Linked DNA regions of Homo sapiens: regions 1, 2, 3, 4, 5 and 6 are each linked to region 7. A link is a loop called in an ENCODE intact Hi-C map of the cell type or tissue named here. Cell type or tissue: OCI-LY7. All regions are shown on one strand. Region 1 overlaps LARGE1 (LARGE xylosyl- and glucuronyltransferase 1). Region 2 overlaps LARGE1 (LARGE xylosyl- and glucuronyltransferase 1). Region 3 overlaps LARGE1 (LARGE xylosyl- and glucuronyltransferase 1). Region 4 overlaps LINC01643 (long intergenic non-protein coding RNA 1643). Region 5 overlaps SYN3 (synapsin III). Region 6 overlaps LARGE1 (LARGE xylosyl- and glucuronyltransferase 1). Region 7 overlaps LARGE1 (LARGE xylosyl- and glucuronyltransferase 1).

Region 1 (4,000 bases), 450 kb before region 7:
GGGGTATCTTGGACAACAGAGAAGACATGCGAACTTCTGTGGCTAGCAGGATTCTTATAAGCCAGTATAACGAAAAAATTCAGTTAATCCTTTAATGCAGTTTGCATTTTGTTTCTGTCATAGACTCATATAATCAAGAGAAGGAACGGACATCAGGAGTCATCTAGGCTGGCTTACAGCCTAAACAGATAAAACTTTTGAAAATTACAGAAGGACTTTTTATAGGGCAAATGTTGATGGTTGGGGGAACATAGCCCCCAAGGACAAGTGGATGGGAGTTTGAATTTTAGTAGACATCATTTAAATCACAGAGTGAAATAGACAAGTTACTCAACATCATTGCAGGTCAGTTTCTTCTCCATAAAAAGGAGAGCACAGGGCTGGGCGCTGTGGCTCACAGCTGTAATCCTAGCACTTTGGGAGGCTGAGGAGGGCGGGTACCTGAGGTCGGGAGTTCGAGACCAGCCTGACCAACATGGAGAAACCCCATCTCTACTGAAAATACAAAATTATCCAGGCGTGGTGGCACATGCCTGTAATCCCAGCTACTCTGGAGGGTGAGACAGGAGAATCGCTTGAACCCAGGAGGCGGAGGTTGCGGTGAGCCGAGATTGTGCCATTGCACTCCAGCCTGGGCAACAAGAGCGAAACTCCATCTCAAAAAAAAGAGGAGAGCACAACCTGTAGCTTACACCGCTGTTATAAAGACTAAATGACCTGTTACATCCGACAGTGGTCATTTAACAAATCTTTGTTTTTCCTTTCATTCTCATATTTTTCTAGAATCCTGGAAAGTCTCCTGGGAGGGATGCAAAAACGTCACCCACCTGGTCCAGAGAGACCCTTGTTTTACAACTGAGGAACTGAAACCTAGAGAACTGTGATATAACGAAGCTCACAGCCTCAGCAGCCTTCTTCAGGCATTAGAAAGGGGCAGGGAGAGACTTCCTAACATACTGCAGCTGTGGTCATAAATGCACTGGCACTTCCTTGTGAATGCATTGGCCATGTTTGGAGAAAATTAAATTATTTCATCAAAATGACCTGTAGTGAGAACTTTAAAGAACAAAGAGGAAAGGGCCATCCTCTGATGCAGAGTTTAATCACTTTCCTAACAGATATGTTGGATGGGGCTGTCTAAGTCCCAGTCCTCCTTTTAAATGCTGTGTGTCCACATTGAGTCACTTAACCTCTCTTACCGCAAATTGACTCTGCGTAAATTGGGGGTGCTGTTGAGGGTTTTTGCAAGATGAAAACGAGTCCATGGTGCCTAGCATGAATTAGGTTTGCAGAGTCATTTTGTCTCAGCAGCTGCTTTGGATATGTTGACTGTACTTCTGGAAGCAACAGGTCGCTCAAGGAGTCAACAGAGTTGAATATTTAAAGCTACGGGATGGGAGGTGGAAGTGGAGATGGGTGCATCACGAGGTCTGGAGATTGAGACCATCCTGGCCAACATGGTGAAACCCCGTCTCTACTAAAATACAAAAAATTAGGCAGGCGTGATGGCGGGCACCTGTAATCCCAGCTACTCGGGAGGCTGAGGCAGGGGAATCGCTTGAACCCGGGAGGTGGAGATTGCAGTGAGCCGAGATCATGCCACTGCACCTCAGCCTGGCGACAGACTGAGACTCTGTCTAAAAAAAAAAAAAAAACAAACCTGCATTGATAGGAAGAACCCTGGCCATGCCAAGATTCCTTCTTTCTGGGGTGGAGCCTTAGATAATGGATAGTTGGCTTTTTTTTTTTTTTTTTTTTTTTTTTTTGCTCCAGCAGAGGGCACACAGTGCCCCATTTCTGGCACACAGCCAGTGATGGATGCTTGAGGTGGTGTCCCAGCTGGGAACCCTCTCCATTGCACCTGTTGATAACAATTATGATTCATTTGCTTGGCCCTCTTGGACATGAGCTTTCTTGATACAGTGAAATAATCCCCCCATAACCTAATTAGGGAAGAAGGGTTTACCATTTCAGATGAGGTCACTGAGCGCCAGTGCCATTGGGTGGATCACCAAGGTTATTCATTCATTCCGCACACACAGTCAGGCACTGTCTAGGGCACTGGGCATAGAGCCCTGAGCCACATGGGCAAGTCCCCTCTTCTCATGGAGCTTAGTTTTCCTAGTGGATGGAGAGAGATGATGATCGAACAACATCATGCTCTGCTGAGTGTTGATAAGTGCAACAAAGAAAAATAAAGCAAAGTGAGATGATAGTGCCAGGGCAATGGGCTTGGTGAGGAGTGGGGAAAGGGAAATGCTGTGTTAATAGGGTGATCTGGGCAGGCCTCTCTTACTGGTGACATTAAGCAGAGCCAGGTGGTGAGGGGAAGGAAAAGAGTTTCAGGCAGGGAGAAGAGCAAGAGATGGAGAGTGCTTGGTGCTTTTGTAGGATGCCAAGGAGGAGTCTGGGTGGCTGGAGAGAAAGAGAAGAGAGGAGAAGCAACATGGTGGATGAGGTCAGGAGGAGAAGCAACATGGTGGATGAGGTCAGGAAGGGTAGGCAGGGACCTGTCACACAGGCCTGCAAAGTGGATCTTGGCACCTTGGCCTCTGGCTTCTCATTCCTTGCTCTCCTCTCCTCGGGAAGCTTAGTCCTTTCAATCTGGACTTGCCTTTAGCTGCTAATCAAAGTTCAGAGGAACCTGAGAGAGTATTTCCTCTTCTTGCCTATAAGGAGGTCACCTAGATCTCTGGTTCCAGCATTTGCTAGATGATAAGAATCACCTGGGGCATTTGTTTAATATATAGACTTCCAGTCCACCCCGGGGCACTTAATGAACAAGACAGCCCAGAATCCTGCCCTAGATCTACTAAATGGGGTTCCTCAGGGGAGGTGCCCAGGTGTCTGTATTTTGAACAAGTGCCTCTCTTCTGGCCCACTTGAGAAGTTTGACCTGGATTAAGTGCAGCCTCTGGGTTCCTGGTCTCAGCGCCCCCTCCTCCTCTCCTGGGCTCCAGGACTTGGATTTAATAATAACCAGCATGGTAACAACATCGCTGATGGAGTGCCTACTGTTTGTCTTGCACAACAGCCTCACTCCCTATTTTATCTCCTCTGACTTAAATCTTAGTTTTCACACCAAGTGCCTGGCAAATATATTGTTTGTACTTCTGTTAATCATTTATTATGTTGAATTGCACTTCATTTATATAGCATACTTCCTTTTTAGAACTTTCCTGTGGACTCTAATAACATTGCCTACAAAAGTGCCCAGCACAAAGTGCCAGTGCCATTGGGTGGATCACCAAGGTTATTCATTCATTCCGCTGGCCAAGTCATTGTTATTATTATTTGTTTGGATTTCACACACTCCAGATAGTGAGGACTCACCTTTCCGTAGTCATCTCCGAATCCTTAGTCTTTGGCAAAATACCTGAAATAGAGTAGATGCTCAATGAATCTTGAAGTGCCAGAAATAAAAATAATATTAGTTACTATTTATGGAGCATTTATTGTACATCAGGCACCAAGTCCTTGACTTGTAGTAACTAGTTTCTTCCTCAGAACTGTCCTATGAAGTAGGTGCTAATATTCTTATTTTGTTTTGAGACGGAGTCTTGCTCTGTCGCCCAGGCTGCAGTGCAGTGGTGTGATCTCTGCTCACTGCAAGCTCTGCCTCCCGGGTTCACGCCATTCTCCTACCTCAGCCTCCCGAGTAGCTGGGACTACAGGCGCATGCCACCATACCCGACTAATTTTCGTGCTGATATTCTTATTGTGCAGATGGGGGAACAGAGGCACAGAGAAGTTTGAAAATAGGTAAAGCTGAGATTGAACCCAGGCAGGCATGCCTTGTGTGATCTCTCTAAGGTTTCTTTCATTTCTTAAATGGGTATGATTCTAGATCTCTTTTTTTTCTATGTAAGGTCGCTCCCTCCTGGTTAGTTCTCCACAGGGATCAGGTAGAGTTGGTCCTCTCCCTATGTGTGAATAATGCCTCACAGATCCTAGGAAATGTACTAGGTCGGAACTTCCACCCAGGCTCAGTGGGCTCGGT
Region 2 (4,000 bases), 280 kb before region 7:
TTTATTTCTAAACAAAGTTACTTTGGATAGGAAACTTGGAAACATTTCAAGTTTTCATCCCTGGTTGTACCATTTCACCAAGCTGATTTTAGGAAAAGGTGCACAAAGGTATCAAAATGTGAATTTTCTTGCTGAGAACAGTACGTGATGCTTCACAGTCTCTTAATTCCATCTGTTTCCCATGATAAAGTTCCAGCATTAGGTACTGGTGTTAGAAGGCCCTCCACATTATGACAGTGATTTTCCTGAAGGTCAGAAGGGGCAAATTTTAACTCTCCCACTTACTAGCAGTGCAATTTGAGACAATGATGTTTCTAAGTCTTAGTTTCCTATGTGTAAAATAGAGGTATGAATCCCTTACTTGCTTAATTCACAAACTTATTTCAAGCATCCAATGAAATAATAGATGGAAAATTTCATTGAAAATGAGAAAATGCTGCACATGCATTCTTATTACTTTTGTCATCATCATCATCATTCCTATTATCATTTTTGAAAGATGGACGTCTTACAAACTGACCGGTTATGTATGCTTTTGTATACTCAACTCCCTTGGCTAAAAACTCATCTAACTAGAATATTTTCATTGGATTTAACCACTCAGCCAGGCTGAATTCAAGAACCCCAGTGGGTTTTAAATCTGCTCACTACTGGCTAAATAACATGTTTGAAGAGAAAATAGCAAGCAATGATCAACATCTTATTCAGAGGCATAATAGCACTGCTGAAACTCCCCTTTCTCATCCCCTGTTATTATTAATGTGCTGCTATTACTTATTGTACATTGTGTCCCAGAGTGTGTGTGTTGCCCTTACATTGTATATATACATAAGTCCCACCCTCCAAAACCAGCCGTTATAAAGGAGAGAAAATCACAACTGATGCCATGTGGTAAAGGACTAGCGTCTCGAGCTCACTCACTGTGATCAGGCCTTTATTCCACCTGTCACATAATGAAATATTTCTTCCTTCTTGATTCAGAATGAACCAGCAGCTCGATTCTGTAAGGTCCTCTGCTGGGTATTTTCCTGTACATCATCCCATTTTCAGGCTGACAGAGCAATAGGTGGCCTTGTGTCTGCTTTTTTTTTTTTCTTTTTTTGTGACAGTTTCATTCTTGTTGCCTAGGCTGGAGTGCAGTGGTGCGATCTCGACTCACCGCAACCTCCGCCACCTGGGTTCAAGCGATTCTCCTGCCTCAGCCTCCCAAGTAACTGGGATTACAGGCATGCACCACCATGCCTGGCTAATTTTGTATTTGTAGTAGAGATGGGATTTCTCCGTGTTGGTCAGGGTGGTCTCAAACTCCCGAGCTCAGGTGATCTGCCCCCCTTGGCCTCCCAAAGTGTTGGAATTACAGGCGTGAGCCACTGCGCCCGGCCGCCTTGTGTCTGCTTTACAGATGCAAAACCTGAAATTCAGAGAAGGGAATTGCCACACTCCAGCTTGTATTGAAGACAGTGCTCGTGCCATCATTCCATGTTGCTTCCAGATCAAGGACGCTTAAATATTCCCAGGGGATTAAAAAATATGTATACTATGTAGGAACTCAGCAATTCTGTGCAAACAGAAAATAAAGTTACAGAGCTGTGCTATTAAGTTGGGTCTTGATCTTCCGCAGTTAGAATTAATTGATTGGCTCACTTCCCAATTGTTGTGTACCTCAGGCTTGATTGCACCTAAGAATCACTTGGTACTGTTGGTAACACAAAACAACACCACCAAAACAATGCTAGGGGCCACTCTGGATGACACTTTAGCATGGCTTGTGTTCCAAACCCAAACAAGCAGCAATGCCAGGCCCTACCACTAGATGTCATAGTTTAGTTTTTCTGGGGTAGGCCCAGTAGTGCGCCCATGTAATTCCAAAGTGTGGCCAGCCCTGGGCTGGGGCTGCAGCAGGTCTTTATCAGTGTCCTGAAGGAGGACATCCAGGCTCCACTTGGCTCCTGCTCAGGACCCTCCGTAATGTACAAATGCTAACCGTTAGTTTTAGAAGGCTGAGACTTTCCCTGGCACACTGTATTAGTCCGTTTTCATGGTGCTGATAAAGATATACCCAAGACTGGACAATTTACAAAAGAAAGAGATTTAACTGGACTTAAAATTCCGCGTGGCTGGGGATGCCTCACAATCATGGTGGAAGGCAAGGAGGAGCAAGTCCCATCTTACATGGATGGCAGCAGGCAAAGAGAGAGCTTGTGCAGGGGAACTCCTCTTTTTAAAACCATCAGATCTCATGAGACTTACTCACTGTCACAAGAACAGCACGGGAAAGACTTGCCCCCATGATTCAATTACCTCCCACCAGGTCCCTCCCACAACACCTGGGAATTCAAGATGAGATTTGGGTGGGGACACAGCCAAACCATATCACACACTCTAAAGTACAGAAGTTAAAAATCCATTGTAACAATCTTCCTGGGTCTGGACATATGTTTCCAAGCTTCCCTTCCTGCTTTGTATTTTGGTGTTAACAGCTTTCTCAGTAGAGCGTTACTGGCCACTTGCAGTCCTTTAGAGATTGGAGAAACATTTGTTCTGAGAAGGTGTATGACTCTATTATAACTGCATTGGAATGTTTGTTTCTGCTAACAGTATGAGCTCAATCTAGTAGTCACCTTTGTCTTTCCTGATTTTACTTCCCATTTCTGAGTACAATTAATTTTGCTATGTTCTAAGAATGTTGGTAAGAATTTATATACAGATTTCACTGTGTAATAATCATGTGAGTATCATATTTGAATCCATTTCCAAAAACGATTAAGGTTTTTGGAAAGAGGCAAATCTGATTTTTAATCCCAGCTCCTATAATTCATTATAATTGGGTGATTTCCTTGATGTCTACATCACACACAGTAATAAAGGTTATTGGGTGAATTAAAAGATACTTGTAAATTGCTTTAGTATACTGTCTGTTACATAGTAAGCATTCAACAAATGCGATTGTTATTATAAACATAATAATATTTTCTCCCATTTAATGGTGATCTTCTAAGAAAGAGGAACATTTTTCATTTACTCCTCTTTCCTTAGTATCTAGTACAGAATTTGGCACACACAATGAGTGTTTAGATAAATGACTCACTTTCGGAATTAGGTGATTTTTTTAAAGGGGATTTAGAGCATTAGGAATTCCTTTGATCAGTAGCCAAATCCCCAAGTGGAAGTAAAGGCACAATGGAATTACCTTGTACCTTGTACCGTCTTCTATACTACTTTTTAAGGGTGACATTTTTCCCTTCTGCATTCTCATGTATGATAAATTCTAAATCTAGAAAGGTTAGACAGCCATCCTCACAATCTGGTTGCCTTGACAACCATCATATTAAACAGTAAAGGCCTGTTGTTGGCGGGGGGAGGTGAATGTCAATATTACCACGGTCTAAATCTTCTGAAGCAGGGCTTGAAGGTCAAGGTTAAAAGTATTCAAAATTGCAATAAGACCTTTGGTTAATGTTTGTTAGATGTATTACAAGAGCTGAGTGAAGCCATCATCTTTTCAGGGTGACCAGTGAAGAGATTCATTTTGGCTGTCAGCCAGAAGACATTTGGACTGCCATTGACAAGGTTTTCCTTTTACTACACCAAGAGACTTTTGCCTTCTATGTGTGGTGAAAGAAAACAGTTTTTAAACCAATCAGAAATTAATAAAGGGACAACTCTGGATCATCCTCCTCAACTGTCTTTGCCTGCTTGTAAGTTGCTGTCCGTGTGTTTAAACTCACCTGCAAGGTGTATCTCCGCAGCTAGTAACAGAGATTGTCACAGGCAAGGGTGTCACCTACAAAGTGCTAAAGAGCCCTCTGAAAATGAAAAGCAAAGTGCCTCATTAATGTAGAGCAGTGTGGGGCTTCTTTAATTGCAGCCTATGTGGCTGCCCTTTTTAGATGGCTCCATGGGAAGGCGGAGGTAAGAGTGGAAGAAGGTATGGTTGTGAGAGCGAGAGAAATTGCTCCCCAAATATCCAGATGAACTTGACAACAGAGAAGTGTGTTTT
Region 3 (4,000 bases), 84 kb before region 7:
GAGCCGAGATCGTGCCATTGCACTCCAGCCTGGGCAGCAGAGCAAGACTCTGTCTAAAAAAATAAAAAAATTTAAAAAGCCCATGAGATTGGTGAAAGTAGTGAAGCAAAATAAGTACAAGTCTATTTCTGTGAATTCACACATAGTAGCTACTCAGTAAATAACTGTTGAATGAATGAATAAAAGAAATGTAAAAGGTGTTTTAAATTTAGAATCTGTGGACTCAGTAATGGCTGACTGTAAGAGAAATGGAAGATGGAGTAGTTGAAGATGTTTCAAGACAAGGAGCGCCTTCAACACGGCAATCCCGGTCCAACTTTGGAAGCTGCACCCTAGCTAAGCTCTCGAGACATGAATCAAGATTAGGATATTTATTGCAGCATTGTTCATAATGGCAAAAACATAGTAAACAACCAAAATGTCCTTCAGGAGAGGAATGGATAAATAAATTATGGTATAGGTATAAAATGGATGATGTGATTACAGTGACTAAACTAGATAGGAAATACTAACATAGTTAAATCTTAAAGACATAACAGTGGGTGAAAAGGCAAGTTAGAATAGGAAATACGCAATCCAAAACACACTAAAAATACCATGTGTTATTATGTGCATAGAGGATAAAAATATAAAAACAAGCCTAGGAATAAAACACAGACCCCTGGGAATACTGGCTGCCTTTGAGGAAGAGAGGAGGTAGAATGAGATGAACTTTAGATTTATCTGTAATGCTTTAATTTTTTAACAGTAAATGTGGCAAGGTATTATAACAACCATTATATCTAGGTGGTGGGTATTCATTATATTAGTTTGTGTGCTTTTCTATTGTTTTGAAATAGTTCATAATTTTAAAAATTAAAGTCACGCAAAAGAAAAGACTGGCTAACAGGGAGGATGATCCTGCATCTCTGCATTTAGTCATCTGTTTTAGACATTCCGACTTTTCAGGCAACCTGGCAAATCACATCTGCCAAGTCTCACACCATTTAAAAGCATCAGTTCTCAGCTTGGTCACCAGAGACTCATAGGTTTATCCTGGACCTCTCTAGAGGCTTCAAAAATGTGCATTAATATATTTCATCATTGTTTCTAGTTTCCCACCATCCCCCCCCCCATTTTTTAATACATTGGAGCATCTATCCAACCTAATTATAATTCATTTTTGTAATAAGATTAATGAAATTCTTTCTTTCTTTTTTTTTTTTTTTTTTTTGAGACAGAGTCTCACTCTGTTACCCCCACTGGAGGACAGTGGTGCAATCTCAGCTCACCGCATCCTCCGTCTCCTGGGTTCAAGCTATTCTTGTGCCTCAGCCTCAGGAGTAGCTGGGACTACAGGCGTGCACCACCACACCCGGCTAGTTTTTTTGTATTTTTAGTAGAGGTGGGGTTTCGCCATGTTGGCGGGGCTGGTCTTGGACTCCTGACTTCAGATGATCTGTGCACCTTGGCCTCCCAAAGTGCTGAGATTACAGGCATGAGCCACCACACCTGCCCGCCCTTTTTTTGTTTTTTGTTTTTTGTTTTTTGTTTTTTGAGATGGAGTCTTGCTCAGTTACCTAGGCTGGAGTACAGTGGCACAATCTCGGCTCACTGCAACCTCCGCCTCCTGGATTCAAGCACTTCTCCTGCCTCAGCCTCCTGAGTAGCTGGGATTACAAGCACACACCACAATGCCTAGCTAATTTTTTTGTATTTTTAGTAGAGACGGGGTTTCACCATGTTGGCCAGGCTGGTCTTGAACTCCTGACCTCAAGTGATCCACCCACCTTGGCCTCCCAAAGTGCTGGGGTCACAGGTGTGAGCCACCATGCCCGGCTTCATTCATATTTTTGACTGGAATATATTTTCTTAAATCAGTCACCAGTGACTTACATCACTATATTCTCTTGGTTTGTAACTTTGTAAATGTTTCTTTTCTTTCTACCCCCCCCAACATTGTTTATCTGAGTAAAACAATCAGATAATACATTTATGGCGAACAATTTCCACTGTGTACCTTCCTCCCCAACTCCATATTCAGTGATATGATATTGCTAGCTTGAAATTAGCCATGATGGGAGTGTTTACACCTTGGCAATTGGCAAATGCTACAAATCCGGCCGTTTTTTTCCCCCAGAGAGCTGATGGTTAAACATTACCAGCCTACCACAAGAGTGCGCAACAGTTTTCTGAGCTGTGCAGGGCAAGTAGCATTTTTCTCATTTAACACTCATAGAAACTGAGAGTCAACAAAAGACAGATCTTGACCTGAGTCCCATGGCTCCAAAGTGACATTGCTGGGGCTCTAGTCTATGTGGTTGAGTGGAAGAAGCACTGGCCTTGGAATCACGCAGATCTGAGTTTGAATCTGACATAGCTACTTTTGAACAGTGAATTGACAAGTGTCCGATTTAGCCCCTCAGTTTCCTCACCTATAAAATAAGGATAACAAAATCTATCTTGTAGAGATCTCAGGGAGCATTAGGGGAAATGATACGTGATGTGCAAAAACCCTAACAAAGCACAAAGGACCTATGCAGCAGATCTAATTTGTCCTTCAGACTTACAAGTTCAGATCTCTGTGTATTAACCCAATCTTCCCATAGCCATATAGATACTATTTTTTTTCCAACTCCACCTGGCCAAACACCTTTCACTAAATGGTGAATATATCTTTTCTCCAAATATGTGCCACTGGAATAAGTAAAGAGGCTTAGAGTTGACATTTGTATGTGATTTGGGGAAATCAGTTTCTTTCCTAGAGTCTTGGAAATGCAGGTGCTAGGTTTCAACTAAGATCATTTTTCAACTGCCTTGAGTCTTCCCCACTGACCATTCTGCTGAGCTAAGCATCCTGAAGAGGATTGATTTGGGGGCCTCTGGGTGCTACAGTTCCACCCACCAAATTGACTGCAGTGGCCTGCAGGGAAATTCTCTCGGCTTTTTGTGTTCCGTGCTCAGGGCTTTTTCTGCTTGCTCTAACTGACCTGATGGTAGATAGTTGCTTCTCAGCCATTCAGCTAAGCCTAAGTGTATTTTTCTTTTTTAGATTTTAACTGATGTATTTATTTTTTGCCTGAATAATATGTTTAGTTGTTTTAGCTTTTTTTTTTTTTTTTTTTTTTTTTTTGAGACGGTGTCCTGCGCTGTCGTCCAGGCTGGAGTGCCGTGGCACGATCTCAGCTCACTGCAACCTCCACCTCCCAGGTTCGAGTGATTCTCCTGCCTCAGCCTCCCAAGTAACTGGGATCACAGGCATGCACCACCACACCCAGCTAATTTTGCATTTTTAGTAGAGATGGGGTTTCACCATGTTGGCCAGGCTAATCTGACCTCAGGTGATCCACCCACCTCCCCTCCCAAAGTGCTGGGTTTACAGGCATGAACCACCACCACACCCGGCTGTTGTTTTAGCGTTTTAAAAAACACAAAAGGATATAGACAAGGGGAGTTTCCCTCCCTAAACAACCCTCCATTCACCCAGGTCCCTTCCGCAGAAAGTAACCAAGAAAAGATACCAAGGAAGAGGAACCACCTCTTATTATTAGTTTCTTATGAGCTCACAGGCTTCTGGAGCTCACCTTAAAGACCCAGCGTGGATGGGCCAAAAAGACCCTCTTGAAATCAGGAAGACTGAGACAGGCCCATATGGCTTGTCAGTAATCATCAAGCAAATTGGCAAAGCCATACCCAGAATAAAGTCACAGAGGAGCTGCTTTTGTGTGTACGGATAAATGGTATACATCGTACAAATTCCACCTATCAGCTCAACCTAGGTAGGTGGTCATATCTCTGGGGAAAAACACAGGAGAGAACCTAATGTCTATAAGGAATGTGCTCTGTATCCAGTGCAGAGCTAGAATCTTTTTTTTCATTATTGTGGTGAGATATACATAACATAAATTTACCGTGTTAACCATGTTTAAACGTACAGTTGAGCGGCATGAAGTCCATTCACATTGTTGTGCGGCCACCACCACTGTCCATCTCCATACAATGCTAGGCTCTCCCTGCCCTC
Region 4 (4,000 bases), 810 kb before region 7:
CTTTCTCCTGGGATTATGTTTCCCAATGCACTCATGAGGGTTCTCCTGAGTGTTTATGTTTTCCCAGAGGCTGTTATTCCCAGGGGAGCTGTGGTTTGCCGCAGACCCAGGACAGCAGCTTCTTTCATAAACGCACAAAGAAACTTCAGTCTGGTGGGAGCATTTTGCTTCAGTTACCAATGTGAAGGCGAATGTACAAAGGCTCATTTCCCTATAGTTTCATAGTCTGCTTATGAATCTGTCTCCCACGTTAATTTCTTAAAACTGAGGCTTATGTTTCAGCCAGTGTTAGACCTCATTCCCTAACACAGTGCTTGACACACAGTAGGTGCTTCATAAATGTTGCATGAATGAATCATTGTTTGAGTTCAAAGTCAGGACTGCCCTTTACTTCATGTGCAAACTTGGGCAAGTTACCCAACCGCTGCGCATCAGCTTCTTCATATGTAAATTGGAGCATAGATAGTGCCTACCTCATAAAGCTCTCATGAGGAATAAATAAATTAATAGGTGGGAAACTCTGAGAAGAATGCATGACACGTGGTGTATACAAAATAAATGATAGTTTCCTCATTTTTACAGGTACATAGTCAAAGGCTGTTTTCATGATGAACATAATTTTTCTATGCATATTTTCCCAGTGGGTATTTGTTCCATTCAGGATATGTTTCTATAGGTATTTTTCATACTAAGTTTTTTTTTTTTTCTGGTAGACGTTTTCCTCTGCGCATCTTTTTTTTCTTTTTTCTTTTTTTTTTTTTTGAGACAAAGTCTCGCTCTGTTGCCCAGGCTGCAGTGCAGTGGCGCGATCTTGGCTCACTGCAACCTTTGCCTCCCGGGTTCACACCATTCTCCTGCCTCAGCCTGCTGAGTAGCTGGGACTACAGGCGCCCGCCACCATGCCTGGCTAATTTTGTTGTATTTTTAGTAGAAACGAGGATTCACCATGTTAGCCAGGATGGTCTCGATCTGACCTCACGATCCGCCCACCTCATGCATCTTTTTTGAGTCGTCATTTCTCCTAGTAAAATTTTTCCTGAAAGGCATTTTTCCTAGAAAGAATATTTCTCCAGTATGTCATCACCCTCCCTCGCTTTTTTGGCAATGATTTTTCCAATGGATACTTTTCCTATTAAATATTTTCACAGTGAACATTTTCATAACGAAAATTCTCCCTAGAGAATATTTTTTTCTTGGGAGGGGGGATTTTTAATAAAAATAATTTCCGATGTATATGTTTTCCAGTGTTTTTTTGCTGGAAAGTATATGTTTCCATGGGATATTTTTTCCAGAATGAAATTTGTCTTCAGTAGCTGTTTTTTTTTCCCCCGAATAGACATTTGTCCTACAAGTTATATGTATTTTCCCCAAGAAATACCATCCATGTTATTAGATTGAATTGTGTATCCTCCTCAGAATTGATGTTTTTCACATTGGACTTCTAACTCCAATGTGACTGTATTTGGAAATAAGGTCTTTAGGAGGTAGTTAGGGTTAAATTAGGTCGTAAGAGTGAGGCTCTGATTCAGTAGGACTGGTGTCCTTATAAGAAAAGAGAAAGAGACACCAGGAATGCCTGCACAGAGAGGAAAGGCCATGTGAGGACACAGTGAGAAGGTGACCATCTGCAAGGCATGGGAAAAGGCCTCAGGAGAAACCCACGCTGCCACGCCTTGAACTTGGACTCCCAGCCTCCAGAACTTGGACAAAATTAATTTCTGTTGCTTAAGCCTCCCAGTCTAGTATTGTGTTATGGCAGCCTGAGCCATCTAATACAACTTCCTGATGTCATATTTTGCAGTCTGGAGCTGAATCAGTGATAACCTCTCTTTTTTAGGCCGCTTTCTGCTGGTCACCCAAAGGCATGCCCTGCTCACCCCACATGGAACACTAAAGGGCTAACTCCACAGAAGCAGAAAGTCTATATTGACCTATGGCTCCTTTTTGTGCTGATGAAAAACTATGCTGTCCTTAATCCAATGTATTTTCCAGCTTGCAGCTCTCCATTACACAAGCCCTGCAAAACCAGCTCAATAATAAGTGTCCTGTTTCCATTAATGCAACCCTGGGGTTGTGCCAAAAAGGATGGCAGAATCGTGGAGATCTCCGGAGTGCAGAGAGGTGGCTTGGGTCCCTTTGCCTGGGTAATCATATTAGGGGAAGGGGTCACACCCGAGGGTTCTCCCCTCCAGGTCCCTTTCAACCAGAGTATGGCTCCCGAGACACGGGTGCATGTTTAGATCCTGTCCACTAGAGGGCTTCCAATGGTGACGGTCATAGCAGCGGAGAAGAGGCACCTTACACATTCAAACAGCAGACTCTGGATAAACTTAATGATTCTAGGTGAGCTTACTGAGAAATGCCAGTCAAAACAGCCTGGAAAAGCCAGAGCCCAAGACTGGATGGTAGAGACCACATTTGAAAGAGCTACTTGATCTTTAGCCTCCAGCATCACATTCTCCAGCTCTTACCTCCACCCAAACCCACCCCTAACACATTGTCTGATGGATTCCATTCCTTCTACACAACTAAACACTAAAAGTCCTTTTATTCTCTTCTTATCTCCATTAAATTTGTTCTCAACAACAAAAATAATCAAAAATTAATTCATACTGAAATTCAAACAACTGATAACAACAAATAATGTTACTCTCTTTCTCCCTCCTCCATTTCCTTTTTTTTTTCTCACACATTTGTTTGAAAGAATCAAAGGCTTATATTAAAGAAATAAATATCTACAGTGTGGGATTTCCAGGATTAGCTAATTGGGGGAGGGATGATTAGCAGGTGGCGAGACATCAGCTGTATGCCTCTCTCTCCCCATCCTGCATCTAGGAAATTAGAGGAGTAAACTTGTATTGTGTGGCATTGAAGTGGTACCCAGTACAGATTCTTCAGTACTGAAGAAGGCATGAAATACTCTTCCCAGTACCCAAGTCAGCACAAGGCATTTAATAGAGTGAAAACTCTGTGAAATCAGATTCGCCATGTGTAGTAGAAGGAATAACACCGCCCTCCCATACCCGACCAGAAGTCCACGTTCTGATCCCCAGAACCTGTAAATATGCTACCTTACATCACAGAGATGAGATGACTCTGGGTGATCCAGGTAGGCCCAACACAATCACAAGGGTCCTTGTAAGAGGAAGACAGGAGGGTCAGAGTCAGACAGAATTGCAAGGCCATGCTGCTGGTTTTGAGGCTGGATTAGGAGCCAAGAAATTCAGGTGGCTTCCAGAAGCTGGAAAGGGCAAGGGACTGGATTGTCCTCCAGAGTGTCCAGAAGGAACACAGTCCTGCTAATACCTTGACTTTAGCTCAGCAAAACCCATTTCAGACTTCTGACCCCCAGAATTGAAAGAGAATCCATTTGTACTATTTAAGCCACTAAATTCACGGCAACTTATTACAGCGGCAATAGGAAATTAACATGCCATGGTCCAAGCCACTGTCATGTGGATGCAGAATTTTTCAATCAGCCCAGAGCTGACCCTTAGATATCCCAGTACAGTGAAGAGTTGATCTTTCAAGATCCAGCTCAGATGCCACCTGCATCATCAGCCTTCTCTGCTGCAATGGGAGGAAGTTAACTCCCCCTCCTCCTGGCCAAAGAAAAGAGGACCAACATGCATGGAGCATAACAACACACTGTAGCAGCATCTTCAGAAATCCTCATTCCATCCCACCACTGCCTGAAGGATATCGCTGTCCTTCAGGTGTGCAGGTATTGCACAGGTGTGGAAATAAGCTCAGAGAGATTACGCAGGTCCAGAAGGCACAGTTAGGGAATGACGCCGTTGGAAGTCCACCCATTCTCTCCTGTTCCTCACCTCCGGCTGTCTCCAGAGCACCCTAGCCACCCTGTGGCATCTGTCACTTCCACCTCACCTCTAAGAACAGTCATGCATCCCTTAACAATGGGGATACACTCTGAGAAATGCATCATTAGGAGATTTCATCATTGTGCGAGCTTCATAAAGCACACTTCCATAAACCCTAA
Region 5 (4,000 bases), 280 kb after region 7:
TCGAGGCTTTGTAGGTGGTAGATAGCAAAATTGGGATTGGAACCCAAGCAACCTGGTCCCAGGATCCATGAACTTAACCTTCAAGCTTACTGCCTCTGTCTACCTGTGTCCAGCACCAGAGTGCTGAGGCCATTGTAGTCCTTAGCCTGGGTTTGGGAGGGGGCTTGCACTTGAAGAGTCCCTTTTATATAGGATTTGTTTTCAAAGTGGTATAGGTTGGCCTTTTGTATGACCCAATCTTGCAAAAGAAATTTCTCCCCTTTTGCTTGTCATGGTGCCCAAAGTATCATCAATAGAGTCACCTCAGTGAATCTTAAAGACTGAGCAAAAAGATTGCTTTCAGGCCTTATACCTTATACCATTGGAAGAATCATTTTAATAGCGTGATTGTATTGAGGTGCTGGTACTCTGGGCTGGGCATCTGGCCTGTCCTCCTCTTCAGACACCCTCTCTTATTCTTAAATACCCCATCTCCTATGTCCTGAGGCTTCTCTGAATTAGAGGCTCCAATGACAAGGTCCTGCCAAGAGATCTGATCTTAGGGGTGAGGTATTGAGAAGAAGAAGAAGTGAGGAAGATGGGTTTTGAAAGAGGTACAGGATCCAGAAATAAACCTCACCACTTTCTCCATTTTCCTAGGATTGGGTCTATGTGAACAAACACGTTTCCATGGTTAACTATTCAACTGAATACTTCTCCTCTGGAGGAATTAAATCTGAAGGTGTTTGGTTAAATGCTTTGGGGCCTCTATGTGACTGTGGGGCCTCTGTGTTCAGAGTCTCTAAGCATTAATGACTCTCAGGGATGGTTGAAGTCAGGAATAACAATTCTGCATCCTGATGATATTGTAAAGATACCACTACTAAAAACGATGTTTCATTACTATTATTTGTATAATCATTCATTATTTCAAAAGCACGTCTGTGCATTCTTTCATTTGATCTTCCCAGTAGCTTCATGTGGATTGCTAAGAATAAGCAATGGGGCTGGGCGTGGTGGCTCATGCCTACAATCCAAGCACTTGAACTCAGGAGTTGAAGACCAGCCTGAGAAACATGGTGAAACCCCTCCTCTACAAAAAATACAAACATTAGCTGGGGGTGGTGGCACGTGCCTGTAGTCCCAGCTACTTGTGGGGCTGAGGCGGGAGGATGCAGTGAGCCAAGATCGCGCCACTGCACTCCAGCCTAGACCCAGTCTCAAAAACAAAAGCAAAACCAAAAACAAACAACAACAAGAAAATCAACTGTAATAAATAAATAACAGCAGGAGCTAGTACATGTAGTGCCTGACATGTCAGGCCTTGCACTGTGTCACATCAGTTATCTCATTCAGTGTTCATATCAATTTGTAAAGTAGCCGTTATTTTTTATTCCTGTTTTACAGATGAGGAAACTGAGGCACGGAGGTTGAATAAGCCACCCCAACTCTCATAGATATTACATGAGTAAGTGGCAGAGCTGGGATTGGAACCAGAGTCTGTCTGCCTTTGAAACCTGTGCTCCCAGTTACAGGTTTCATGGCCTCTCTAGGTATCCAGGCAGTGAAGGAAAAGGGGAATAAGATGCAGTATTCCGGGCAGAGGGAAAAGTATATACAAAGGATATGGACTTTTGGAAGAGCATGACTCATTAGAAGAGTTTCATCCTGCATGGCCAAAGTAGCAAGGAAAACCTTGAAGAAGATGGCAATGATTAAGGTATTTCTGGGTTACAGTGTGTCCTTTATCCTAGGGATATGTGGAAAGTCACGAGGGGGCTTCCTCTGGTTAGGGTTGTAGTTTGGAAAGCTCTCTCTGCTCTGTGGAAAGTTGACTGAATGACTGAGCTTAGAGGGAGGGAGCTGATTAGGAGCCTGTTGTAATAGGCAAGGGGAGAGAGCTTTAGCAGCACGTGAACCAAGTCTATGGTAGGAATGATGGAGAGGAGGGGATGATGCTGAAGATGTTAGTGGAGACAGAGTTGACAGGACTTGGAGATTGAGTGGCTGAAACTCACCAGGGTTAAGGAGGAGCAAAGTGTGAGACTTAGGTTCAGGTCTCAGTGAGTGGATGGGTCACAGGGTTCCGGAAGTGGGGAACCCAGGTGCATAAACTCATCTGAGGGTGAGCAAGGAAAGAAGTTTGGGGTGTCAATGAGTCACCCAAGCAGACATGTCCACTCTCCTGTCCAGGCTGATCAGTGGCTCATCTCTTCTCAAAGTAGCTGTTGCCGCTGTGGGGCAGCTCTCATTCCTCCTGCTTTGATGCAAAACGTATCCTTATGATTTTCACCTTACTTCTGGTTCTGGCTTCACCATCAAGTATGGAAAGTCTTTCATCCTTTATTTAACCTTTCCCAGTGAAGTTTTTCTTCATGCCACAGCCTCCAAGAAGTAAGCTTGCAAACTTGCCTTATAAAGTCTCTTTTTCTGTCTGGTCTGGTCACTCCTGCCCTCTAGTGGTTAGTGCTAGGGCAGCATGGGGCTGGGTACCCACGGGGCCTACTGGGTTCTATCCCAGCCCGTCTTCCCTGCCTTCCTGTCTTTTCCTAGGCTTTCACCAGAATCCCTCTCATCCGCACCTTGTCTTGCCATCAGATTAAGTTTGGCATTGGAGCGATATCCTGTGTCCTGTCCTAATGATTCAAGAGGAAAAGACCTTGAAAATTACATAATCCAGCTCCCCACTTTCACATCTGTGGACCAAAATGACTACAACGGCCTTCTAACCTGTCTGGCTCCTTTCATAGACACATCCTCTAGGTCTATTTCTACACAGTGGCCAGGTAGACCAGATATCCCTCTTGTCTCTAACCCTCCAATGGCTTACTTTCACAATTGGCTTCAAATCAAAATTGATTTCAACATGGCCCTTCATGATCTGACCCCTCTCTGCTTTTCTAAACATTCTCTTACAAGAATCTTGTTCTAACTTCCTGATGGAGCTGGCCATCCCTCTGTTCTTCAAATGTGCCTTGCTTTTTCCTACCTTAGTGCCTTTGCTTATACACTTCTCTCTCCCCATCCTTTATGTTTCAGCCTAAAGATCACTCCTGAAAGAAGTGAAATTGTCTCTGTTTGCTGATGACATGATCTTAAATATAGAAAATCCTAAAGATTCTACAAAAAAAAAAAAACCTGTTAGAACCGATAAACAAATTCAGTGAAGTTGCAGGGTACGAAATCAACACGCAAAAATCAGTAGCATTTTTTTATACTAACAACAAACTAACTGCTAAGGAACTTAAGAAATCAATTTCATTCACAATAGCACCAAAAAATGAAATGCTTAGGAGTAAATTTAACCAAGGAGGTGAAAGACCTTCTTACTGGAAACTATAAAACATTGGTGAAAGAAATTGTAAGTGACACAAATAAATGGAAAGGTATCCCGTGTTCACGGATTGGAAGAATGATATGTCCGTACTAACCAAAATGATCTGCAGATTCAATGCAATCCCTATCAACATTCCAATGTTATTTTTCATGGAAATAAAAAAATCCTAAAATTTGTATAGAACCACAAAAGAATCTGAATAGTCAAAGCAATTTTGAGACAAAAGAAGAAAGCTAGAGGCACTTGAAATCTATTACAAAGCTATAGTAATCAAAACATGGTACTGACAAATACACAATGACCGATAGAACAGCAAAGAGATCCCAGAAATAAACCCACACACTTACAATCAATTGAAATTTGACAAAGGTGACAAGAACACACAATGGAGACAAGACAGTCTCTTCATAAGTGATGTTGGGAAAATTGGATATCCGTAGGCAGAGGAGTGAAGTTGGACCCTTATCTCACATCATACAAAAAAACACCTCAAAATAGATTAAAGACTTAAATATAAGACCTGAAACTATAAAACTACTAAAAGAAAACAAAGGGGGAAAATTCCATGACATTGGTCTGGGCAATTATTTCTTGGACATTGTCCAAGTGTCTCCAAAAGCACAGGCAGCAAAAGCAAAAATAAACAAATGGAATTGCATCAAACTAAAAAGCTTCTGCAGAGCA
Region 6 (4,000 bases), 260 kb before region 7:
TTACAACTAATTGAACACTTGGACTTAATTGATTATGTATTAAGTTGGGGACTTGGAGTGACATTCAGGACTGGGCTCATGTTGAGATTAATTTATTCCTGTAGTCTTCCTGTTTTGCAGTGTAACTGAGTGCCTCACATGTGTGTTAAAAATAAAACGGAGAGTCAGGGCAATCTAATTAGACAGCTTAACCCATCACTCTCGTGTTCAGTCTTCACCCAGCTCTCCTGCTTTGATGGTAACCAAAATAGATGAATAAGTTAATCAAAGGTCTGATTAAATAGCACAGCTCTGCAGCATGGACTAATGATTGCCAAGCCTCAGTTCAGGCAGATTGCTAGAGGAGAGAGGAAGCTGAGCTGAGCTCCAAAGGCCAGGGCTTTCATGAGGAAGATGTTTATAAAGCACATGGGAGGGAATTCCTCACTGAGTCCTCGGATCTTAACGGTGATGGCTCACTCTAAAGGAAGGATAATGTAGTTTGGGGAAAGAACACAAACCTTCTCCTGGCAAATTCTGACTCTTAGAGCTTTGCATCTTGCTGGCTGTGGGATTGTAGACAAATCGCCCGCCTTCCTATGCCTGCCTGCCATCCATCATCCATCCATCCATCCATCCATCCATGCATTCATCCATCCATCCATCCATCTGTTCCAGATATGTGTTTTGTACCTATTATATACAAGGCATTGTGCTTATTTTTTTTTTTTTTTTTTTGAGACTGAGTTTCGCTTTTGTTGCCCAGGCTGGAGTGCAATGGTGCGATCTCTGCTCACCGCAACTTCCGCTTCCTAGGTTCAAGTGATTCTCCTGCCTCAGCCTCCCGAGTAGCTGGGATTACAGACATGCACCACCACACCCGGCTAATTTTGTATTTTTAGTAGAGATGGCATTTCTCCCTGTTGTTCAGGCTGGTCTCGAACTCCCAACCTCAGGGGATCCGCCCACCTCAGCCTCCTAAAGTTCTGGGATTACAGGCGTGAGCCACTGCGCCCAGCCAGGGCATTGTGCTTTGATTTTGTTGTTGTTCATTTAATTTGCCCTTGTGTTAACTGTATGACTCGGTTGTGTGAGGTTTTTCCTTCTAGGTCCTCTCTTGCCGTAACCCTCACTTTATGCTCCATGAGGCTGATGCATAAAGCATCTCTAGTCTCGCTTTCGCTCTGGTTTCCGTTAGGGTTGACTGGAGGGCTGCCCTCCCGGGAGACTGGTGGGCAGGAGGGAAGTGAGGTTGAGATGTTTTTTCCTGTTCTGGCTTATGCGTTGCCACAGGTAGGCTGTGTCCCTCTGCTGAAGGTCACTGCCTCAGCCAGGTGGCCTTACTCAAACAGCAATTCTCTCTGGATTCCAGCATCTGCTGGCCTGGGCCCTTTTGGCCTTGGGGTGGTAATGGCCCCAAGTACTCTTCCCCTCCTCAAGTAACTGCACGGTTCTTGTTACTGCCCCTAATTCTGCATATACTTAGATTAAATAGTCCTTTTATTAAATCTTCCTTAGATTCCCCAGGAGAGTGTGCTGTTTCCACCCACACACTGCCTGATAGGATGAAGTAAGTGTAGCAACATGGATGGAGCTGGAGGCCATTATCCTAAGTGAACTAACTCAGAAGCAGAAAATCAAATATCACATGTTCTCACTTACAGATGGAAGCTAAACAACGGGCATACCTGGATACAAAGCTGGAAATAATAGACACTGGGGTCTCCAAAAGAGGGGAGGGTGAGAGCTGTGTGAGGGGTGAGAAATTGCCTGCTGGATACAGTGTTCAACATTCAGGTGACAGGTATACTGGAAGTCCAGTCTCCACCATTACACAGTGTACCCATGTAACAAAAATGCGTGTGTACCCCCAGAATCTAAAATTAAAAATTTTTTAAAAAAGAAATCATGACCTTTATAAATAGCAGAAACTCAGAAAAGCTGAGCAAACCTGTCCAAGGTGACATGGCGATTAAGTGATGATACTAGAATCTAAATCCAGGCATGCCTGAATCTACCACCCAGGGTGTTTTGCTCTCCTGCATACATCCCACAGACCCTTACCTTCATCTGGAAGCACCAAAAGAGGCACTGATAGCTAAATACATGGAATAAGATAGAGGGATCAGGAAGAAGGGCGGGAGCTTATTACTGAGTATATTTTGTGTACCACGCCCTTGAGTCCTTTAATATAATTTAATTTTTATACCACTGTGTGAAGTAGGCATCGTCTCCATTTTACCAACTTTTAAAAATGAGCAACTACTCTTAAAAAAAAACTAAGTAACCACATTTTTTTCTAACATCATAGTCTAGTGATGGTGGCACACAGGAGGCCAATTTAGGGCAGCTATGAGACAGGTTCCCCATGCTGACTCATGAGACCCATTCCATCTCTGAAACACACTCCATTTTACAGGTAAAGAAACCAAGGCTTAGAGAGATCAAATGCTTTGTGTGGGGCTAGAGCCCAGATTTGAACTTCTGTCCTTTTTCCCCACCTCCATGATGCCTGGGTGTAGGGTGACAGGGACTCATACACAGAGTTGGGGATGCTTTTTTTGAAATTGATGAGAGGTGAAGCCAGCTGGACTTCCTGGGTCAAATGGGGACTTGGAGAACTTTTATGTCTAGCGAAAGGATTGTAAATGCATCAGTTAGCACTCTGTAAAAATGTACCATCAGTGCTCTGTGTCTAGCTAAAGGATTGTAAACACACACCAATCAGCACTTTATAAAATGGACCAATCAGCACTCTGTAAAATGACCAATCAGTGCTCTGTAAAATGGACCAATCAGCAGGATGTGGGCAGGGAGAAATAAGGGAATAAAAGCTGGCCACCCCAGCCAGCAGCGGCATCCCTCTCGGCTTCCCTTCCAAGCTGTGGAAGCTTTGTTCTTTCGCTCTTCACAGTAAATCTTGCTGCTGCTCACTCTTTGGGTCTGCGCCACCTTTAAGAGCTGTGATACTCACCACAAAGGTCCACAGCTTCACTCTTGAAGTCAGCGAGACCAAGAACCCCCCGGAAGGAGCCAGCTCCGCACACAGTTTGATGTCTTGCTGCTATTTTTTTCTTCCTTTGCATAGATTTGGGTGAATGTGTTTCATTTGGTTTGATTACACGTAGTTGTTTTTAAGTAAAAGCAGTTTTAAAGCTTGCTTTTTTCCCCTTTAACATCATATGCAGGTTTTTAGAAATTATATCTTGATCCACATTGTTTTAAACAATTACATAGTATGCTATCAGAAAAACAAGAGTATCATGTTTGAATTAATTGTTCCATTTTGGGGCATTTTGATGGCTGTTCTTTGGTAACATGGTGATGAACATCTTTGGGAATAAAACTTTGGTGTCTAAAACAAAATTTTTAAATTTGAATTTTTTTAAGAACATCTCCTCAACATGGTATTTGTAAGGTCAAAGGAGATCAATATTTTTTGGAATCCTGAGAAGGTGGCCATGTTCCCTGTTTTAAAGGGTTCTATTAAAAGTGTTACCCTCTTGAAAATAAGTGTGCTTTGGCTCCCATGGAAACTCCCCATGGCAGCTAGGTTGGGGCCTCTGCCCACAGTGATCTTCATAAATGACTGTGCATAGATGAGAGCTTTCATCACACTGGTGCTTTTATTTTTATCCTTGCCTTTGGACACAAAATGGCACCCGTGTGTGTACCTCGCTGATGACTCTGCCCACCTGCAAGCCATTGATTGTTCCATTATGTTATGTGAGGATCATAATGTCAGTGCTCCATGGGTGGTTCATTTCTGTCCTATGTGTGTGTCCTCTATTGCTGTCAGGTGAAGAGTGTCGCGTGATGACTAGGTCCTCCTTGACTAGGAGGTGAAGAGTGTCACGTGATGACTAGGTCCTCCTTCTGTCCTATGTGTGTGTCCTCTATTGCTGTCAGGTGAAGAGTGTCGCGTGATGACTAGGTCCTCTTATTTATCTGAGAATAAAGAGAAGGCAGCAGTAGTAATCTATTCAATTACAGTTTTAAAAGAATAAGCATAAGCTTTAAC
Region 7 (4,000 bases):
CCCCACAACAGGCCCGGCGGATGATGCATGGATGGCCCAGGTCCCGCGGCTCACCCTCCCTGTCTCTTCCAGGCTCCAGATGCTGGAGGCCATCTGCAAGCACTGGGAGGGGCCCATCAGCCTGGCCCTCTACCTGTCAGACGCCGAGGCCCAGCAGTTCCTCCGCTACGCACAGGGCTCTGAGGTGCTTATGAGCCGCCACAACGTGGGCTACCACATCGTGTACAAGGAGGGCCAGTTCTACCCCGTGAACCTGCTGCGCAACGTGGCCATGAAGCACATCAGCACTCCCTACATGTTCCTGTCTGACATTGACTTCCTGCCCATGTATGGGCTCTATGAGTACCTCAGGTAAGGACCTGCAGGGGCCTGGCCATCAGGCCAGAAGGCACATAGGGCCATGCAGTGCCAGGACCAAAAGGCCCTTAGGGTCATCATCTAGTCCAACAGGTTTCTTTTCCAGATGGGGCAGCAGAGACCCAGAAAGGGGAAGGGACCTGCCCACAGCCACCCAGCAATAGAGTTCTCAGTGAACAGACTGAAACCTGAGTTTGCAGAAGGAAATGTTGATGGCAGAGCTTGGTCCAGCGAACATCTCTTTTTGTCTGCCAGTCTATTGCTTTTTCTGTAGCATCTATGAAAACATACCCTCCTCAGGCAGGCACGCGATGGCTCTCGCCTGTAATCCTAGCACTTTGGGAGGCTGAGGCAGGTGGATCACGAGGTCAGGAGTTCGAGACCATCCTGGCCAACATGGTGAAACCCCCCCCCTACTAAAAATACCAAAAAAATTAGCTGGGCTTGGTGGCATGTGCCCGTAATCCCAGCTACTTGGGAAGCTGAGGCAGGAGAATCTCTTGAACCAGGGAGTCGGAGGTTGCAGTGAGCCGAGATTGCTCCACTGCACTCCAGCCTGGTGACAGAGCAAGACTCCTTCTCAAAAAATAATAATAATAAATAGAAGAAAACATACCCTCCTTCTTCTGGTTTTGGACCAGACAACCTTCATATAACCCAAGAAAGATTATTGCCCAGTCTTTTAAACAAATCTAAGTGATGATGATGCCTAGTGCTTATGGAAGTGTTTGCTGCGCGCCAGGCACTGTTCTGAGTGCTTGAGAGGTAGGATCTCATTTCCTCCCCCAAAGTCCCTGCCGTGGGTAGTATTATCACCTTCCTTTTCTAAATGGGGAACTGTGGGACCGAGACCAGGAGCCGTTGGCCCGGGGTTACTCATCTAGGAAAGGGAAACTGGGGTGGAAACAGCCAGTCTGGCTGCAGAGCCAAGTGCATAAGCACCATGACAACTGCTTCTGTGAATCTCCAGTGTCCCTTTCCAGCTCCCCCCACATCATGGGACGGGGTGTCAGCAGCTGGAGAAAGCACTCGGCTAATGGAAGGCTTAGATGGCTGTGTGAAGAGTGCATTTATTACAGAATAGTACACAATTCGGATTGATAGGAGCCATGGAAGTCATATGGCCCAAAGGTCCCATTTCACACATGAGAAAACTAAAGTCACACAGTATCATGGTCCAATGACATTTTAAAAAAATCCTTTATTTACTGCCATTGGTCAGCATGAATTATGCCAATACCTAGTGAGTGCCTGCCTAGATCCAGGTACCATGAGAGGTGATTTGCATATATCATCCCATTGGTTCTACACATCGAACCCCAGAGGCAGGTATAGCTACCTGCATTCTACAGGAAGGAAGAGTGGGGCCCAGAGAAGCAAAATAACAGTCCAAGTCCAGAGAGCTCACGCCAGGGTGTGAACCAGCGTCTGCAGCCCCAGGTCTGCCCGTCACCCTGCTACACGTTGTTGGGCTGCGCTGGGGTTTCTGTTTGTCGCAAACCAGGCAAGGTCTGATTTCTTTCTCTCTCGTTCTCTTGCTCTCCCTCCCTCCTTCTGACTCCGTCTCTCTGTCTCTTAGTATCTTTCTCTTACTGCCTCTGTCTCTTTCTCTCTGAAAAGAGCTTCTAGGAGTCTTTAAACTTTCTGTCGGGAAGCCAAAGCGTAGGTTTAGCCTGCATACCCTCCGTGCCCTGCGCTGTCTGGAGCAAGGTCAGGCAGCCTGTGTTCTCTCTCCAGCTTCTGAGTCCGTGTCCTTCCAGGGACATCTCCGGGTTTCCTAGTGTTAATCCCTCCCCTGGGGCGGGAGGAGTCCCTACCAGACTCTGTTAAAAACAGTAGGGTCAGCGACCCCTAGGCAGCATGACCCTGAATCGGGAATGGGAGGTGCTGTGGTACCCAGCACCATGAGCCTCAACCCCTGACCCACCAGGCTGCAGAAATGGAGCACTCCCTCCAGCCCCAGCGCCTGTGCCAGTGCCTGCTGGGTCTTAGAATCCAGTGTGTGGAGCCAGGGTGCCCCCATGTGGCCAGACGGGGCTTGCAGCCTCTGATGCCTGCAGATTCTGAAACTTGGGCAGCTTCCGGGATGACAGGCTCCCAAGGGAACAGATAGATGATGGGAGTGAGTGCCACCCTAGACTAAGAAAAGAGGCTTCAGGATTGGACCCCTGCCCACCCTCCACCCCTCTGGGACTCTTCTTCGCTCCAGCCAATTGAAAGTGAGCTGGCCCCGTATGAGTCTGTGGTCTCTACTCCCTGTGCAAGGACTATTTAATTATTTGACCTCATGGGCATCATGTTTTAAAAAGCAATACGTATGAACAGTTTTTTTTTCTTTGTCTTTCTATGTTTTATTAATTAAAGGCATCGTTCACTGCTAATCCAGACCCTACTTGAAGTGAGGTAGCTAGTGTGCCCTTCTACTTAGCACTTGCTTAATGCAGAGTCACTTGAGGTGGTAGTTGGCCTTAGCTACCTTATCACAGGAAGGTATGTGGTTCCCCTCAGGGGTTTTGAAATATTGCAAATTGCTTTTAAAACTTTATTACTTTCTTCCCAGACTTTTCCCAAGAATGCTGAGTACAATTCAATAGAGAGACCAGAGCCCTGGTCTCAGGGAGCCAGTCGTCTCTCCACACAATCGTGCCATTATTGCTTTATGGACGCAGGGAAGGTTACTAGGTATTCATATTTTTCAAGAGGAGTTGGGAATCTGGATTTTCATATAAAATGTTTTTTTAATGTTGGCAACTAATTTTTAAAAATTGTTTTTAGATGATGATTTGGAGCAAAAAAATCATTTCAAATGCTGTTGAGGCCGACAAAATATGCCTTCAGGCTGCCTTGACTCCTCACACCCCCACCCCAAACTACCAGAGTGTAACCTCTGACCTAGACAATTCCTAGGCACCAAAGTATTTATGAGAATCAATGAGGAATGTCATTCTCTCGGAAGCCCCAAATAAGCAGACACTGTTCTTTTCATATGACATAATCATATCAACTTACCCTTGGCTTCAGGGACATTTTTTCTGGTGAGTAGATGGATTCATTTCTGACCCAGACGTTACCAGTGGATGCCCCTTGTGCACACCATAGCATCACTGGTGGGAGTTGAGGTTAAGGGTGCTGTTTGCTGTGGCAGCTGAGGACTCCAATGAAGCCCCCAGACCCTTCTAGAAACTGACTTTCTCAGCACTGATCTCCCATAAAATTCTGTACCCAAGCTCTGTCAAGATATTAATATTGGCCAGGTGCAGTGGCTAACACCTGTCACCCAGCATTTTAGGAGGCTGAGGTGGGAGAATTGCTTGAACCCAGGAATTCGAGACCAGCCTGAGCAATATAGTGAGACCCCATCTCTACAAAAAATTTCAAAAATTGGCCAGGCGCGGTGGCTCACGCGTGTAATCCCAGCACTTTGGGAGGCCGAGGCCGGTGAATCACGAGGTCAGAAGATCGAGACCATCCTGGCCAACATGGTGAAACCCCATCTCTACTGAAATACCATAAATTAGCTGGGCATGGTGGTGCATGCCTGTAGTCCCAGCTACTAGGGAGGCTGAGGCAGGGGAATCGCTTGAACCCCGGAAGGCAGAGGTTGCAGTGAGCTGACATCGCACCACTGCACTCCAGCCTGGCA

Evidence for each region. Hi-C counts contacts between places; a loop is a spot of excess contacts. Peaks named below come from ENCODE experiments on the same cell type or tissue, not always from the same donor. Only the 100,000 strongest peaks of a DNase experiment are listed, where the experiment ranks them.
Region 1: a loop joins it to region 7, with 11 times the contacts of the local background. A loop is called at or near these places in 2 of 110 quality-filtered maps.
Region 2: a loop joins it to region 7, with 11 times the contacts of the local background. A loop is called at or near these places in 80 of 110 quality-filtered maps.
Region 3: a loop joins it to region 7, with 3 times the contacts of the local background. A loop is called at or near these places in 3 of 110 quality-filtered maps.
Region 4: a loop joins it to region 7, with 26 times the contacts of the local background. A loop is called at or near these places in 64 of 110 quality-filtered maps.
Region 5: it touches region 7 in a loop (9-fold over the local background); 2 of 110 quality-filtered maps call a loop at or near these places.
Region 6: it touches region 7 in a loop (7-fold over the local background); 64 of 110 quality-filtered maps call a loop at or near these places.

Annotation. Positions count from the first base shown.
Region 1 is chr22:33,745,791-33,749,790 of GRCh38, reverse strand. The region is part of intron 2 of LARGE1 (LARGE xylosyl- and glucuronyltransferase 1); the gene reads left to right. It overlaps LARGE-AS1 (LARGE antisense RNA 1), which reads right to left. Exons shown (of 7, transcript NR_038950.1): 6 at 3,334-3,376. Among named protein-coding and RNA genes, the nearest start is that of LARGE-AS1, 23 kb to the right of the region's middle. In OCI-LY7, a CTCF peak has its summit at 1,766 (motif pointing right); DNase peaks (open chromatin) are centred at 870 and 1,820.
Region 2 is chr22:33,577,471-33,581,470 of GRCh38, reverse strand. The region is part of intron 5 of LARGE1 (LARGE xylosyl- and glucuronyltransferase 1); the gene reads left to right. All of the region lies in intron 1 of LOC105373007 (a long non-coding RNA gene), which reads right to left. Among named protein-coding and RNA genes, the nearest start is that of SNORA50B, 130 kb to the left of the region's middle. RefSeq lists a silencer at 1,740-1,809. In OCI-LY7, CTCF peaks have their summits at 1,600 and 1,808 (motif pointing right); DNase peaks (open chromatin) are centred at 1,820 and 3,540; H3K4me3 peaks cover 456 bases.
Region 3 is chr22:33,384,640-33,388,639 of GRCh38, reverse strand. The region is part of intron 7 of LARGE1 (LARGE xylosyl- and glucuronyltransferase 1); the gene reads left to right. Among named protein-coding and RNA genes, the nearest start is that of MIR4764, 50 kb to the left of the region's middle. In OCI-LY7, a CTCF peak has its summit at 2,146; no DNase peak of the experiment used is centred here.
Region 4 is chr22:34,109,672-34,113,671 of GRCh38, reverse strand. The region is part of intron 2 of LINC01643 (long intergenic non-protein coding RNA 1643); the gene reads right to left. Among named protein-coding and RNA genes, the nearest start is that of LINC01643, 94 kb to the right of the region's middle. In OCI-LY7, CTCF peaks have their summits at 2,056 and 2,257 (motif pointing right); a DNase peak (open chromatin) is centred at 2,271.
Region 5 is chr22:33,016,877-33,020,876 of GRCh38, reverse strand. The region is part of intron 1 of SYN3 (synapsin III); the gene reads left to right. Among named protein-coding and RNA genes, the nearest start is that of SYN3, 40 kb to the left of the region's middle. In OCI-LY7, CTCF peaks have their summits at 2,237 and 2,446 (motif pointing left); a DNase peak (open chromatin) is centred at 2,416.
Region 6 is chr22:33,565,484-33,569,483 of GRCh38, reverse strand. All of the region lies in intron 5 of LARGE1 (LARGE xylosyl- and glucuronyltransferase 1), which reads left to right. Among named protein-coding and RNA genes, the nearest start is that of MIR4764, 130 kb to the right of the region's middle. RefSeq lists an enhancer at 3,455-3,524. In OCI-LY7, a CTCF peak has its summit at 1,524; DNase peaks (open chromatin) are centred at 223, 783 and 1,193; H3K4me3 peaks cover 2,132 bases; H3K27ac peaks cover 2,669 bases.
Region 7 is chr22:33,300,580-33,304,579 of GRCh38, reverse strand. It overlaps LARGE1 (LARGE xylosyl- and glucuronyltransferase 1), which reads left to right. Exons shown (of 15, transcript NM_133642.5): 12 at 73-351. Among named protein-coding and RNA genes, the nearest start is that of MIR4764, 130 kb to the left of the region's middle. In OCI-LY7, CTCF peaks have their summits at 2,167 and 2,385 (motif pointing left); DNase peaks (open chromatin) are centred at 539, 2,369 and 2,769; H3K4me3 peaks cover 1,545 bases; H3K27ac peaks cover 1,614 bases.